Linked DNA regions of Homo sapiens: region 2 is linked to region 1. Evidence: read pairs that join two places in POLR2A ChIA-PET (ENCODE). Cell type or tissue: GM12878. All regions are shown on one strand. Each heading gives the region's core, and the rest is flanking DNA. Links, peaks and the distances in the headings are about the cores only.

What was found. ChIA-PET counts read pairs that join two places held together with the same protein. Peaks named below come from ENCODE experiments on the same cell type or tissue, not always from the same donor. Only the 100,000 strongest peaks of a DNase experiment are listed, where the experiment ranks them.
Region 2: POLR2A ChIA-PET joins it to region 1 with 5 read pairs; 4 of 35 experiments call an interaction of 5 or more read pairs at or near these places.

The regions. Positions count from the first base shown.
Region 1 is chr15:88,514,693-88,519,195 of GRCh38, reverse strand. It overlaps DET1 (DET1 partner of COP1 E3 ubiquitin ligase), which reads left to right. Exons shown (of 5, transcript NM_001144074.3): 4 at 2,223-2,414. Among named protein-coding and RNA genes, the nearest start is that of DET1, 30 kb to the left of the region's middle. In GM12878, for the core only: no CTCF peak of the experiment used is centred there; no DNase peak of the experiment used is centred there.
Region 2 is chr15:88,626,589-88,630,843 of GRCh38, reverse strand. It overlaps AEN (apoptosis enhancing nuclease), which reads right to left. Exons shown (of 4, transcript NM_022767.4): 2 at 4,095-4,255; 3 at 1,418-1,618; 4 at 1-786. The coding sequence ends at 550. Among named protein-coding and RNA genes, the nearest start is that of AEN, 7.4 kb to the right of the region's middle. RefSeq lists enhancers at 3,308-3,367, 3,761-4,255. In GM12878, for the core only: no CTCF peak of the experiment used is centred there; no DNase peak of the experiment used is centred there; H3K4me3 peaks cover 747 bases; H3K27ac peaks cover 897 bases.

The DNA of each region.
Region 1 (4,503 bases), core at 313-4,312:
TGGAGGAAGAGGAACTGTTTCAACTTGTAGATTATCACAGATGCTTTGATTTGTGGTCATCACAAAGCTGTGAGCCAGCCCCCATCATTTTACCTTTGAAAGCCAGGGAGTCGGTGAGTCAGGCAGGGCTAAGGTGTAGATGAGATGGTGCCAGGTCTTGCTGAAAACCGAAGTGCCCAGGATCTTTTATTTCAGCTCAAATGAAAGGGAAAAAATAAGCTCTATTTGGCCCAAGATTTATTTTTATGATTTATACTGAGGCTGTGAAAATTACTGTCAGTAGGAGTAATGGAAAAGCAGTGTTGCTTGCTAGGCTTTCTTTAGGGGGAGCAGAAAAGTGTTCATGTCCATCTAATACCATAGGTTAATAGTGAAAATAAAAATTACCCCCAACTAATTAATCTTTGTGGTCTCATGAAAGTTAGGAACACTGAAGTTTTTTATTCCATTTGTTTCAGGGATGAGATATTATACTTTTCTCCCAGACTAAAAAAAATTGATATCCCCTTGATTGTTGAACCATATGATATGCTTGAATATAGAGGTTTAAAAAATATATACTGATAGACAGTTGACATTCTTTCTAAGAAGCTGTAGGATAGTGAAAAATAAGGAAAAAATTCAAAATGTCATTATACAACTATTAACATTTTAATGTGTTTCTGCCAGTCTTTGCTTTAAGTGTGAGTTTTTGTTTTCTTTGTGTTTTTAGCCATATTATATAGACAGTATTGTATCCTACTTCTTTTATTTGTAAATGTGATAAACATTTCCCCTGTTACCATATAATCTTTGAAAATGGTAGTTTTCCATTAGCTTTTTAATTTTTTCTTCCTCTATAAACAATGCTGTATGAATGTACACAGAGATTTTTCTGCATGTAGGAGTGATTCCTTAGGGTAAATTTCCAGAAGAATAGAAGTACTTGTCAAAGAGTATTAAATTTAGTTTTGTGGCCAGGCACTGTGTCTCATGCCTGTAATCCCAGCACTTTGGAAGGCTGAGGTGGGTGGATCGCTTGAGGCCAGGAGTTGAAGACCAGTCTGGGCAACATGGCGAGACCCTGTCTCTACAAAAAAAAAAAAAAAAATTAGCTGGGTGTGGTGGCACGCACCTGTCGTCCTGGCTACTTGGGAAGCTGAGGTAGGAGGATTGCTTGAGCCCAGGAGAGGTGGAGGTTGCAGTAAGCTGGGGTTGTGCCACTGCCCTCCAGCCTGGGCAACACAGTGAGACCCTGTCTCAAAAAATAAAAATAAAATAAAATTTAGCATTTGTGACAGTGATGAGAAATAACTGTTCTGTTATTATTTTCAAAGATAAGTCAGATATATGACTCTATGTATGTTACTATTCTTCTAGATACTGGTGTCTCTGCAGGAATATAGGTAGCTAGTTTCCAAATTTTATTTAAACAAACAAAGAATGCGTAATTTATTTGTGAAAGGCTTGCTAGAAGTTGGTGATCCCAAGAAGAGTCAGAGGCTGCTTCTGTTCAGGGTTCTCTGTAACTCCTTCCTAATTCAGTCTAAGGCAATTATTTGGGGAAAATAAGTTCTTGACCTTTTTCCCCAGTTGAGCTGTTATTAGAAAAGAGTAGAAATAGTTGCCATAAACTAGTTATACTCATTTTAAACTTGTTTGTAGAGTCTTTGTTAACTTTTCTAAAGTAGGGCCGGGTGTGGTGGCTCATATCTGTAATCCTAGCATTTTGGGAGGCCAAGGCGGGCAGATCAGTTGAACCCAGGAGTTCAAGACCAGCCTGAGCAACATGGCAAAATCCCATCTCTATAAAAAATACAAAAATTAGCTGGGTGTGGTGGCACGTGCCTGTAGTCCCACCTACTCTGGGGGCTGAGGTGGGAGGAACACTTGAGCCTGGGAGGTCAAGGCTGCAGTGAGCTGAGATCACACCACTGTACTCCAGCCTGGGCAACAAAGCGAGACCCTGTCTCAAAAAAAAAAAAAAAAAAACCCAAAACCCAAACACATTTCTAAAGTAATTTGTTGTTTTCCATTTTTAGTTATATGTTTTGCTTTTTAAAAGTATTTGTAGCTGGCCAGACTTGTAATGTGTGAGAGACAGTTCTATCTTAATTCATTACCTAGGTTTTAATTTGTATTTAAAGAATGAGTTGTTCTTAGACATATATTTGTCAATTTAAAATTCAAGACAGCTTTGTGTACTCACTAACAAAGCCTTCCTCACCGGTCCTTTCATTTAGGTTCAAAGACACTATTATAAATGCCAAGTATGGAGGGCACACAGAGGCAGTACGCCGGCTGCTGGGTCAGCTCCCCATCAGTGCTCAGTCTTACAGCGGTAGCCCCTATCTGGATTTGTCTCTCTTCAGTTATGATGACAAGTGGGTATCTGTCATGGAGCGGCCCAAGACTTGTGGAGATCACCCAATCAGGTACAGTGTCACTGCTATAGCTACAAACTGCTCAAGGGCTGAAGATGGCCTGCTTTCTTTTTCTCTTTTTCTGGACATCATTTGATTGTGACTGTGACTCGTACTCATGGGTAAGGTTGAAAAGGCAGGCTATTTCTATAATGCAGTGAGAGCTGTGATCATTTAGGTGCTAGTCTCCTAAATTATTCCTACTCTTTGCTTCTCATCAGAACATCTAATTCAGATAAGTGTTGTCCTCTTTTAAAGGTATCCAGGGGAGGAAGCTGTACTTTCCCATTTAATAATCTAATACCATTCCATAATAGTTTTTGACATTGAGACTTTATAATTATGTATCTAACACAAATTATTTTATCCCGCCATGTTACCTCATAGAAAAAATAGCAGAGACAATTTGGGGACCTGCTGACAGATTTAGAAGAAACTCATGCTTCCTCACTTGGAGGAATTTTGGAATGTAGACTACTGTGTTATTGTTAGAAGTTTGAAACTGACGTCTTACAAGAAATTCTTTCCTCACAGAAGTCTAGTTCACAGACCCAACTGTCACTACATATATGGAGCCTGTTCTGTGTGCTGTAATAATATTAGGGGGAGGAGCTGGAATTATTGTCACTAGTGGAGTTATCTCAAGGGGGGTGTGTTCCTGAGGCTATAGGCTGGAGCTTGGAAGGTCTTTTTCACACAGAAACAGTGGTAGTTAGATCTTTATGATAGATATATTTCATCATCCAGTCTCATTGTGTATTAAATGTGCCTGTGTGACATAGTCTGTATAATTAATCACCATTTATAATATTTCCTTTGGGAAATTAGAGTCAAGTTCCAAAAACTAGTTAATATTTTTTTTATTATGGAAAGTTTTAAACGTATACAAAAAGTAGAAGAGCATAATAAACCTTCATGTACCCATCACCCACTTCAACAGTTACCAGCTCGTGGCCACTCCTGTTTCAGCTATTTCCATCACGACCCCTACTCCCTCCCCTTCCCACCACTGTCCTGGGTTATTTTAAAGGAAATCCAAGCTATCCTAGCAAAACAAGTAACACCATTACCCCATCTTTAAAAAATTAACAAAAAATCTTTAATATCTTCAAATATCTAGTCAGTTTTTATGTATCCCTGTTGTCTTATAAATATTCTTTTTATAGTTAATTTGTTTGCATCAGATTCAAACAAGGTTCATGCATTGCATTTGGTCCCTTCGGTCTTTTTTTTTTTTTTTTTTTTTTTTTTTTATAAGACGGAGTCTCTGTCTGTTGCCCAGGCTCGAGTGCAATGGCACGATCTCGACTCACTGCAACCTCTGCCTCCCAGGATCAAGCAATTCTCCTGCCTCAGCTTCCCAAGTAGCTGGGATTACAGGCGCCCACCACCACACCTGGCTAATTTTTGTATTTTTGTAGAGACGGGGTTTCACCATGTTGGCCAGGCTGGCCTCGAAATCTTGACCTCAGGTGATCCACCCACCTCAGCCTCCCAAAGTGCTGGGATTACAGGCTTGAGCCACCGTGCCTGGCCAGTCATTTTTATTCTGTAGGTTCTTCTTTCCCCTTTTATTTTCTTTGCAATGAAATTATTGAGGAAACCAGGTTGTTTTTCCTCTAGCATTCTCCAAATTCTAGACTTTGCTTGTTACATCCCTGGGATAGTATTTACTGTATTTCTTATTTACCCATATGTCCTGTAAAGCGGGAATGAGATTTAGAAGGTCAAACAACCCATTTTAAATTATAATCCCTTTGTGTTTGGGGATTGTGGGAGTAAGGCTATGTGTTTTTTATACATAAAAAAGATGGGCCTTATCTGATATGAGTCAAGTACCATGAGATACATTTCTCTCTCCTTTCTGACTTTCCTACCTTTCTAATTGGAGAAGATGAATCTAAAATTTGGAAATGGTATTGCTCCTGAATAAAGGGGTTTCTCTTATAATTCTTCTTTATATTTTTAATTTAAAATGAGAAATATAAGGATATTAACAGCATTTGAAGAGAGAATGCCATTCCTGCAATATCTGTATTGTATAATCCAGTCTAGTCTTTGTCAATATGCATATTTACATTTACACAGTTGTAATCACGGT
Region 2 (4,255 bases), core at 248-4,247, 110 kb before region 1:
GGACTTAACTCCTCTTTAACTTCAGGACATGTTTATTCTGAACCCAAATGAGTGGAGGAAGAGGTAGGCAACAAAAGGAAGAGAACTTTACCCCCAAGTCATTGAGTTGGGGTAAGGGAGCTCCAGGATATTGACACCCCCACCCACCATCCCCAGAGAGGATGATATGATCCCTTTCATTAGCACAGCATGATGACTCAGGAGATCTGGGGGGTGGGGAAGGCCACGGCAACCTGGGCAGTCTGTTGGCACATTCCCTACTCCTGCTGGGCCCTAGAAGATGGTCCACCTGACATCTCCATGGAGTCTGTAAAGTGCCATTAGCAAAACCACAGGAGTCAGAAGAAAGAACCAACAGCCCTGGAGAGAGAGAGGGCTATGCTGTGTGCAGAGGGTGTCAAGGTAACAGATGACCCCTACTCCTCTGGCCCTGGGGCTGGCTCACTGCATCCTGCCCCACCCTGCCCAGGAAGGAGTGCCCGCTGCTCTCCTGGCCCCCACTTCCTACCGGCCACACCGGAAGCCCAGCCAGGGAGCCCCGCCCCCTTCTCAATTCCTTCTGTCCTGTGCCTCCCTGGCTCCTCCTCTGCTGCCGTGGGCCAGGTCATCGGGCCAGTACTGGTCCTCCATGTACTGTTCCATGTCTGTGCTGCTGTCAGGTTCTCTGTCCTCGGGGCAGGTCCAGAGGCTGCGGGCCTCCTGCTGTTCCCACTGCACCTCCACCAGCCGGTAGAGCTCCATGGCTGTCGTGGCATCTTCTACTGATGAGTGCCCGTGCTGGCCCACCTACTGACGAGAGCCAACACATCACTGCCTGCAGGCCTAGTGAGAGGCCTGTTACCCCAAGAAGCAAGGCCAGTTTCCCAGGGCTCTTTGTGCAGGCCCAAGAATACGTATGCTCAGAATGGAGGTTCACAGAAAAGGGATGGAACCTCAACTGTACACCATAAGCCATGCAGCTTCTCCAAGCCTGTTTTCCTCAAATATAAGGCATGCTAAAAATCTCTTGCTTCAAAGGCTTGCAGATCAGATGAATAATAAATGTGAAGCCCAACAGGAGCAAGAGGTACTGGCTCCTCCTGATCTAAGGCTCTATGTCTGCTAGTAGGGGATGGGAGACCATGCTTCAGGGATGCAAGAACCAAGAGTTAGGGAGGGGACAGATCTGGAAGAGATCGGCCTAGGAGAATGTGTTCTGGGAGAATCGCAGTACACACTGGGGAAGAAGGATCATGGAGAGAAACACCTGGAGCTGCGTGTACAGGAGGGAGACCCATTTAAGCAAGGTCCCTGGACCTGGACTAGGGAAGAGAATGACAAGGAGGCTGGAGACACAGCCCAAAGCCTTGTCTGTGGCTCAGGTGGCATGGAGGCCAGGCGGGCCTCCCTCCCTTCCAGCCACTCTCCCACCACGCACCTGGATCTTCTTGTGCAGCAGCTGCAGGGCCAGGTCCTTTAGAGAGACCCGGGCCCGGGTGTGGAGGCCGGGCTCGCTGAGGAAGTTTGGGACATAGGTCGTATCCCGGGTCTGGCTCCGAGGGTGGACATACTTGAGCGCCTGGAAGTCGTTGTGCAGCGCGTGCCCCACCACCACCTTGCCCTTCAGGAGCTTAAGGATCTGTGAGCAGAAAGAGGAGTCAGGGAGGTCACCCCACACCCCATCAGGTTGGCAGGAGACACGCCCTGAGAACCCCTGGCCAATAGATGCATGGATCCCTGTGGGGGGAGGCAGCACCGAGTGGGGAGATCACGAGCTCCACAGTCAACCATGCTGCCCCAAGTCTGAACCCAGACCCTTCTACTGTCTATACCCAGGGGCATACCTATGTCTTCTGCACCTGTCAAAGGGAAACACTGCCAGCAGCATTCCGTGGGGTGGCTCTAAGGACTAAACGAGGTCATGGATGGAAGTCTTCCTGTTACCAGATACAAGCAACTCTATTGCTGGTGTTGGCTCTCCTCTCAGCCTGGAAGACGTCACCAGGCCTCCCACTCCACCCAACTCTCCCCCACCGCACTGTAAGGTCTGTGAGTGCAGGGACCATGTTGGACTTCTTAGTGATGCTCCAAGGAAAGCGTCACATTTATTCTTTTTTTTTAATGCCTATCTTTTTCCTGTAGTAGAAAGCATTACATTTATTGATTATTTACTTATCACAGGAGGTGATCAATAAAGACCAGCTGGGTGAAGTCAACAGAACCGTGCCTGTCACTGGTAGACACACCATAGCAGCAGCTCTTATGAGCATTAAGGGCCATAATCCCTGTCTTCAGGACTCTGCCCCCTTGCCCTGCTGTGTACCAACTCCTCCTCATCCTCTTAACCTGCTCTCTTGCTCAGCTCTGGCTGCCTGCACAATGTGTACCTCCCTTCCCTGCTGGGTGGCCCTCCTCATACACCAGGGAGGCCACGCCCAGGGCCATGGGCCAGCAACCCCCTCTAGCCCTCTTAGCTGGGCTTGGGCTCTCCTTATCACCAGCTGCGGGCCTCCACAGCCTACCTCTGCTGGCAACATATGTTTATCCCCAAACCCAGCTTTCATGGCAGATGGATAAGATGCATTGAGACTTTATAGTAGGGACATGCCACCATGCTGGTCACTCACCACACTGCCCCTCCCCCCAAGTCAGCCATGAAGTGGAAAGAGATGAAGCACAACCCACAGTGGCTCGGAGTCTGGGCAGACAAAAAGTGGTCCTGCTCTTGGGACCACCACCAACCAGGTCAATGGAAGGGACCAAGGAGCTGGAGGGTTCACCACACACCTCCCCTCTTGTTGCTACTCTTACTGATTGGCCTGCTTGATACATAAAATAACCTCCGATCATTTCAAAGGAATGCTCGGGCCACAATGTTATGTGAAAAAGTAGGACACGAGATAGTGTACACCAGTATTTCCCAACCTTGCCTAATCCCAAGAATAACCCAGAAGTGTTAAAAAGTGGTTCTGTTACAAGGCTTGTTTAGAAAATGCAGATTTGTCTCAATGCAATTGATGTATGACACATTTTGAGAACAATGCAAATTTCACCTTTGCTTGTGCATAATTTCATCCTTGAGAAACACTGAATGAACGCAGAAAACTGCATCCAACTGAACTAAGCCAAGAGGGCATACACAATATGCACACAGCCCAAACATCTCCCAGCAACCCTAGTTCACCTGTGTGATGAGCCACACCCATCCACAGCTGGTGTCACACTTCCTGTCTGACTTCAAAGAACTCTCCTTCAACCACTTCACAGAAACTCAAGCTGCAACCTTTCTGACTCCTCTTTCCACAAGCAAGTTCAGGTCTTTTTCAAGGTAAAGTGCCATACTTATTGGTGTATTGTGCATTTCTTAACCATTTAAGATGTGTGGAATAAAAAAAAAAAAAAAAAGAAACAAGATGCGTAAAACTGGACTACCTTTTTATTAGGTTTCTATCTTATTTTTGGGGTGTCACTGATGGCCTTTTTAATACTGTTCCCTTTCTCCATTTCCCCTTAAGCCCTGTGGCTTTATGGTGCAAGTCTACACAGTGTGATGATTTTTTGGAACATGGGTCAGAGCCCTCCCCAAGCCTAATGGATCAGGAACTCTATGGAGGGAACTGGGGACAAGGATCCTAGATTGTTAAAAAGGACTTAGGTGTTTCTAAGGTCAAGCATGTTTGGGAATTCCTGGTGCATCAGTGTGGTCCCAACCACTAATTAATTTTTTCTAAGCACTAAGAAACTAACATAAGGAAATATGCCAAAACATCCATACCTGAACGTGATGCCACTGTGGGCTTTACAAATTTTATATCAATGCGTACAACTTTTATAACAGAAAGCAAACTCTAAAATGTAAGCTATTTATCACCTTACAGTTGGTGTAGCCTTTCTACATTGTCCTGTGCAACAGGCCAGCAATCCTTATCTGGAGGCAAGGTCAGGATTTTATTTTTATTTCCCCTGTTCTATGGAGAAGGAACCTACTGTTTGGAGCAGTTAGGTGACTTTCCCAAGGTTTCTTGCCCCCAGTGAAGCAAAGTGGTGATTCAAACCCAGGGTGGCTCTTTCCAGCCCACCACACCTCCCAAACAAGTCCCCATCCCTGCCCTTACCTCTTTCTGGGCCACCTGGAAGGGGACAGCCTTGCGCATGTGCTGCCGAGTGATGCCACTCCAGCGGGTACGGTAGTCAGCGATGGGCATCTCAGGCCTGATGTACTTGTCATAGAGGACATTGCCATGGTAGCTCACAATGGAACAGCGGGCCAGCTCGC